Linked DNA regions of Mus musculus: region 2 is linked to region 1. A link is a contact called in ENCODE Hi-C data. All regions are on one chromosome and are shown on one strand. Each heading gives the region's core, a stretch centred on a gene start or an enhancer-like site at or near the end of the contact. The rest is flanking DNA. Distances are from core to core; before and after follow the strand shown.

What was found. A loop is a pair of places that touch in the nucleus more often than their neighbours do.
Region 2: a loop to region 1 is called in a map of T-helper 1 cell, with 4 times the contacts of the local background. The contact joins the promoter of Zic4 here to the enhancer-like site in region 1. A Hi-C loop is called at or near these places in 2 of 37 maps with a recorded cell type or tissue (T-helper 1 cell and T-helper 17 cell).

Annotation. Positions count from the first base shown.
Region 1 is chr9:90,188,003-90,191,055 of GRCm38, reverse strand. Adamts7 (a disintegrin-like and metallopeptidase (reprolysin type) with thrombospondin type 1 motif, 7) reads right to left here. Exons shown (of 24, transcript NM_001326351.1): 12 at 2,618-2,787; 13 at 2,264-2,397; 14 at 1,317-1,437; 15 at 1-208. Among named protein-coding and RNA genes, the nearest start is that of Adamts7, 27 kb to the right of the region's middle. Within about 2 kb of position 1,480, at least 1 of the 3 ENCODE cell types and tissues checked has a DNase peak (open chromatin) inside an H3K27ac peak, as active enhancers do.
Region 2 is chr9:91,376,535-91,379,587 of GRCm38, reverse strand. It overlaps Zic4 (zinc finger protein of the cerebellum 4), which reads right to left and starts at 1,616. Exons shown (of 3, transcript NM_001374749.1): 1 at 186-1,616. The coding sequence starts at 894.

The DNA.
Region 1 (3,053 bases), core at 231-2,730:
GTGAGATTCTCCCAGTTGCCCTTCCGTGCATAGGTGAAGGTAGTGCCTGCCACTCGGTAGTCTCCATTCCACTGGATGGTCCAGCCTCCATTGAGGAAGTACTTATCTGGGTCCTCACTCCGCAGGGCCAGGAAGTTGGCAGCCTCAGCCACCTCCTCAATAAGAATCTCTCTGGCTCCGGCTGGGATCAGCCCTATATCCACATACCCTGTGGGCAGGATGGTACAGTTTGGTCCCCGGGTTTAATCAGTCAGTTGCCCCCCACCTTCCTGCACTTGCTTCTGCTGCTGAAGCCAACGACTCCACACCATCAGTTCATTATTCTGAGTCCCCTCCCCCAAAAAAATATAGGTATTGTATCCACTCTGGGTCACCAAGGCTTCAGAAAGGGCCCACAGATCCTTCCCCTATGGCTCATAGCCCACCATCACTGTCTGGGAAACTAGGAAAATGAACTGATCATTATCAGTTGAGCCTGATCCATCATCTCTCCTGTCCTGGAAAGCCACTGGGGCCTTTCCTTGCAATGGGTCGCCTGAATTCTCTTTTTCCATTAAGCAACCCTGTTCTTGGGTGTGCCCAGCACTACTCCATGACATAAGACACTGTTGTTAGACCCACTTTACAGATGAGGAAATGAAGCACTGAGGTAGGTTAGTTGTTCCGCATAGGGCTCCTGTGGGGATACAAGTCAGCCCTAGGAAGAAATGCAAACTGTGGAGCCCAGCAGTATAGCCTCACAGCCTACCTGCCTTACATGGGCAGGCTGTACCACAAGCTTGCCTCTAGCTGGGATTCTCCTCACCCAATCTCTGGAGTCATTCATCATTAGGCTCATTCTCCACGTCCTATGAGAAGCCTTCCCTGATTTCCCTGACTTCCCTGACTTCCCAGGTCAGACCTTCTAGCTTGGTGTTTCCTTCTCTCCCTGAAATACACAGCCTACTGCCTTTGTCACAGTGAAGATTCTGTCACCTGTAAGCTCTTCACCTAGGTGTCCCCCCAGAGTTAAATCACACAGTTGGCACTTAAGCAATATGTGTGACTCAGACCTCAAGGCTGGGACATGGTACTAAAACTTCAGAAGTCAACAGCCCTCAGAAAGGACTACCCACCACTCACAGTCACTCAGAAGAACCCCTAAGAGAACAGGTCTCACTTGTGACAAGGATTTACTGACTGCTGTGAGGATTAGGACCCTGGTCAAACAAGGAGTGCTCTGATGCTATGTCTAGTCTAGACGAGGACCCGAGGACCACAGGGGCAAGCAACAGGATTACAAGCATACATTCACAGCCCAGCAGCCCCAACCATACCCTGGCCTTCAGTCTCCTTGAAGGTCCTGCTCACAGTCTGGCAAGTAGAGCCATCCCCCCGGCACACGCCACAGCGGTCCTCCTCAGCACCAGAGTCAATCACAAAGTCGCAGCCCACGTTCTGTAATAGAGAGGAGGCCCTTTGTGCTGGCTGCCAACCCCCTGAGTATGTGCCAGGGCTCAGGAGAGAGACCATAGGAGGAGGTCAAAAGCCTTTGCTTGGGTCCAGTCCCATCACAGTCATCCTGCCTGATGACTAAGCTCTTTTTCCCCTGATCCTCAGTTTCTCTAGATGAGAAGGGGGGAGGGGGACATCATTTCATGCCTTAAGAGTGTTAAGAACATCCCAGGAGACAGGAGGCAGGACGTGCCTCTCACATAAGACTACAGATAAACGTGGACTCTGGCACACCGTGGAATTTTTCTATAAATAGGATTCACTATCAAAGACACTGGGTTAGCCCCTCTTTCTTCAGCCTCCTTTAAACCCAAGCTTTAAAAGCAAGAAGCAAGGTAAGGAAGGTGGCCGGGGCCCTGGGCATGGAAGAGCAGGAAGCACTAGAAATCGGAAGAACTATTACGAAGCACAGTGCTATCTGCAGGCTCGGAGCCCAGCATACCACCAGGACCAGTCTGCCAACCCCTTCCAGTGAGAGAGGAGGCAGTTGCCTGCATCCACCTAGGCTTTCATGGCTGGAGCTTTATAGGTAGGCATGCTGGGATAAGCAGTAGGAAACTGGTGGAGACAAAGTGGGTAAGGTGATAGTGACTGACAAGTTGGTGCTAACTGTGGGCTCTCCATTGCCAGAGACAGCAGGGCACAGAGGCTGTGTCTTAAAAGTCAGACAGCAGGGGCTCAGATGCAGCCTGGAGAAAGCCAGGAAGCCCTGGCAGTGGGCCCAGGGCCTGCCAGCAGGACTAGGCGAACCTCCTCCTCTCCCACATACCTTACAGATGCCGTTGAGGCAGATGTCACGGCTGATGCGGCTTTGGTAGCAAGGGGTGCCATCCACCACAGCATCCCTCAGCTTCTCTGTATTGGAGGAGTTGGAAGGCCGGCAGTGCAGCTCACAGGGGTTGTCTGATGGGGCAAGGGGAGGACTCATGGAGCGACACCAAGAGCAGGCATTACAGAGGCCACCAGGAAGACCCCTGCGTCCTCCATGACACACACGCAGACTGAGGAGCTAGAGATGAGCAGCTCTCCCAGCAGGGACACCAAGGCCTGAGGGTCCTATGTCACTGCGGTCCATACATCCTCACCTCTGGGCCTCAACATCCGTGTGGGTAGCATAACTCACCGTCATTGGGCACAGGCACCCATTTATGGAGCTTGCCCTTGTACAGCATGCCATCAAACTGGCTACACTGGGTGTGACGGAAAGAGGGACGGTCCGGCGGGCAGGCTGGCAGGTTGCAGAGCTGGGACCGCTTCCTCTCCCCCACACAGTACTTGCCTCTGTTCTTAGGCCTGTAAGGAAAGCCATGGGGCTATGAGTATGCTATTAGCTCCCATGCCAATCAACATCTACATCTTCTGCACCCAGAGTCCCCTGCCCCGCCCCCACCCTCCCCATCATGCTGCTTTGCCCTTGGGGGCTGCCATATACACCCTCCCTGTCTCCAAGGATCTAAAGACGAGTGGCAGCAAGAAGACCCTCAGGCTCAGCCCAGAGCTGCTGTGTGACCATGAGCAAATGCACTGCCATGTTCCGGACCTCAGTCTCCTTCTCTCTA
Region 2 (3,053 bases), core at 367-2,866, 1.2 Mb before region 1:
CACTCTGCCCAGACAGCCTCCAGAAAACGGTGAGTCTAGGAGCAGAAGCTGTTAATTACCGCTTTATAAATCTGGCTCATGGAAAGAATACCAAAATACCTCCCTCCTCCCCTCAATTGGAACTTAAGAAAATTCAGACCCAAGGGTCTGTGTCCCAGGGCTCGCAGACAGCACTGAGTACTGACCTGTATGTGTTCGTTTGTGTATTTTGAGATTTTCTGATCTAGCAAAGACCTTCCCACACCCTGGGAAAGGACAAGGGAAGGGCTTCTCGCCCGTGTGCACGCGGATGTGATTTACAAGTTTGTATTTGGCTTTGAAGGGCTTGCCCTGTCGCGGACACTCCTCCCAGAAGCAAATGTGGTTAGCCTGCTCTGGGCCACCGACGTGCTCCACAGTGACGTGCGTGACCAGCTCGTGCATGGTGCTGAAAGTTTTGGAGCAGGGACGCGGGGACATCGGGCTGTCATCCCCTAGCCACTTGCAGATGAGCTCCTGTTTGATGGGCTGGCGCATATAGCGGAAAAAGGCTCCAGGGCCATGGGGTGCGGTGAGGTTCATGGTCAGGTTCATGCCGCCATAACCGTGCAGGGCTGTGGCTGTTGCCAGAGTGTCGCTGCGGGCCATAGGCCCTGGTGCAAAAGGTTCCGACCTCGCATACATGTCTCCAGGGATCCCCAGACGCAGGAGTCCGTTCAAAGGACGGCTGTGGGAGGCCTGAGGAGGCTGCTCGTGAAGGCCCGGAAGCACGGAGGGGTTCGAAGAAGCGGCGAGCTGGGGCCCATGGTGTCCACAGCTGCTACCTGTTGTCGAGACAAATAACGTGCATGAGAAGCGGTGGCGTGGGCTTCGCACTTTCCCCGGACCCCGGGGACACACTCTGCCCAGCCGCATCTAGGTTTCTGGCAGTCGGTGCTGGGATCTTGAGCCGGTCGGTGCCAGCAGTGAAGCTGGCAGACCAAGCAAAGTCAAAAAGCCTCCGCCTTCGTCCGGCTGGGCTGCAGTTCTGCCGAATCCCCTGCCGCGCCATGCGCTGGAAAGGGGTAGCGATAATGGGGTAGGTGGGAAAGGCAGCAGGGCTGAGTCTGTGGGTGCCTGGGGGCACGGCCTCTGCTGCAGAGGTGTAAGACCCTTATCTCCAGATTACTTTGTCCACCAACACCAAGGGGTGCTCCCAAGCCAAAGATGGAGATGATAGGAGGGGTCATTTCGGAGGTGGTGAAGTTGGAAGAGGTAGTGATTTTAAAGCGTCCTAGACGTGTATATAATAATTTCAATGTCCCACTGGGCCCGGAAAGGACCGCCTGCTGCACCTCGGTCTGGCAGCCACCAATGCTACTGCAGTGTGATAGTGCAAAGAAAGGACAACCGATAAAGACGAAAAGGGAAGAGAGAGAGAGGAGAGAGAGAGGAGACAGAGAGAGAGAGAGAGAGAGAGAGAGAGAGAGAGAGAGAGAGAGAGAGAGAGAGAAACTTATGCAAAGTGGCGGAGATTGTTTGTTTGTTTGTTTTTTAAGTTTGGGGTTTGCCCCCTCCTCCTTTCTGTTTTCTCAGTCTTTAATGTCCGTGTGAAACCCCGGGCACTACAGAGGCGGCGGCTGAACGCTTAAGGAAATGAATAGATTCGGGGCCGCGGCCCCGGGCCACCGTGAGAACAATTGCCTGTGTCGCCTATTGGCCGGTGGTCCGGACCGACGTCAGTGATGACAAGATCTCTCTCTCTCTCTCTCTCTCTCTCTCTCTCTCTCTCTCTCTCTCTCTCTCTCTCTCTCTCCCTCTCTCTCTCTCTCCCCCCTACTTCCCTCTCCCTCTCTCCCTCTTCCTCTTCCTCTTCCTCCTCCTTTCCTCTCCCTCCTTCGCTCCCTCCCCCAATCCCAATAGCATTTCACGCTTCTGTTGCTCATGCGCTCTGACCCAGGCACGGATTCTTTTCTTCCCTGTAACTCCCCACCACCCTCCTCCTTCCAGAGTGCTGAGCTTTGCCTCCATCTTCCTGGAGGTGAGCGAGCGGTGTTAGGTTATGCTTATACCTATGACGACTCCGGGAGAAGTTGAGCAGAGTCCTATGAACAGTTGAATACTCAGGTGCCTCCAAGAATTAGGAAAGTTTGTCTTTGAGCTTAAAGCACAGGGTCCAAATCAAGGCAGAAAAGTAGACTGCAGACTGCCTGGAGCAGAGAAACTCCTCCGGTAGCGAGCTTAGGACCCAATTTAATTCTTTCTTTTTCTGAAGTTCCTTCCCCCCCTTGTCTTTCTTTCTTCTTCTTCTTTGCTCTCATTTCCCCTAAGCCTACCCTGCATGTCTGCCGCACCTTGGTCCTGTTTCTGCTCCTTTATTCACTCACCTTTCCTCTTCTTCTCTACTCCTGCCAATTAGCCTTGCCTCTCCCTCCTCTCGGTGACTGGCAGTCCTAGAAGTAGAATCCCACCCTGACTAGAGAGACTGGACCAGAAGAGGTCATGAGGAGGGACTGTTCCAAACTCACTTCAGGCTCCCTGAAAGGTCTCTTTTCATCATAGCTCACATTTATCTACCCGCGGGTATTCTGGCTAAATAAATAAATAAACGGCTCAAGGCACACAAATACACAAATAGAAGGAACAGATCCTTTCCTTCCAGTCCATGGGCCAGGGGACTAGTCTGGGGGTCCTGAATTCTGTGCAGTGGTACCAGATGAAGGTTCCACCAGTGACAACTGTGATAGCTTCCAGTCTGTGGCTACTTGTTGCAGAAACTTTGACCTTAGTCCTTGCTCACTTTAGGACTCTACAGAGTGGATGGCACAGTTGGCACATCCATGGCCTTCAGTCTAGAACTACCATTATAGCTGACTGACGAAAACCAATTGAAGATTTCAATTTTGGCTCAGGAATGACTGACCTTGTCTGTCCTAGGATCAACTGCTTCCTGAGCTCAGGGCCCTGACTCTGTCCTTGTGCTCAAAAATGCCAAAGAAAGTTCTTGGATCCTCTGTTGACAAAGAACATGTGGACAAGACCCAGAAACCTTTGGGTTTTTAAAGAGAGTTCTAAAGATTGAGAAGAAACAACAT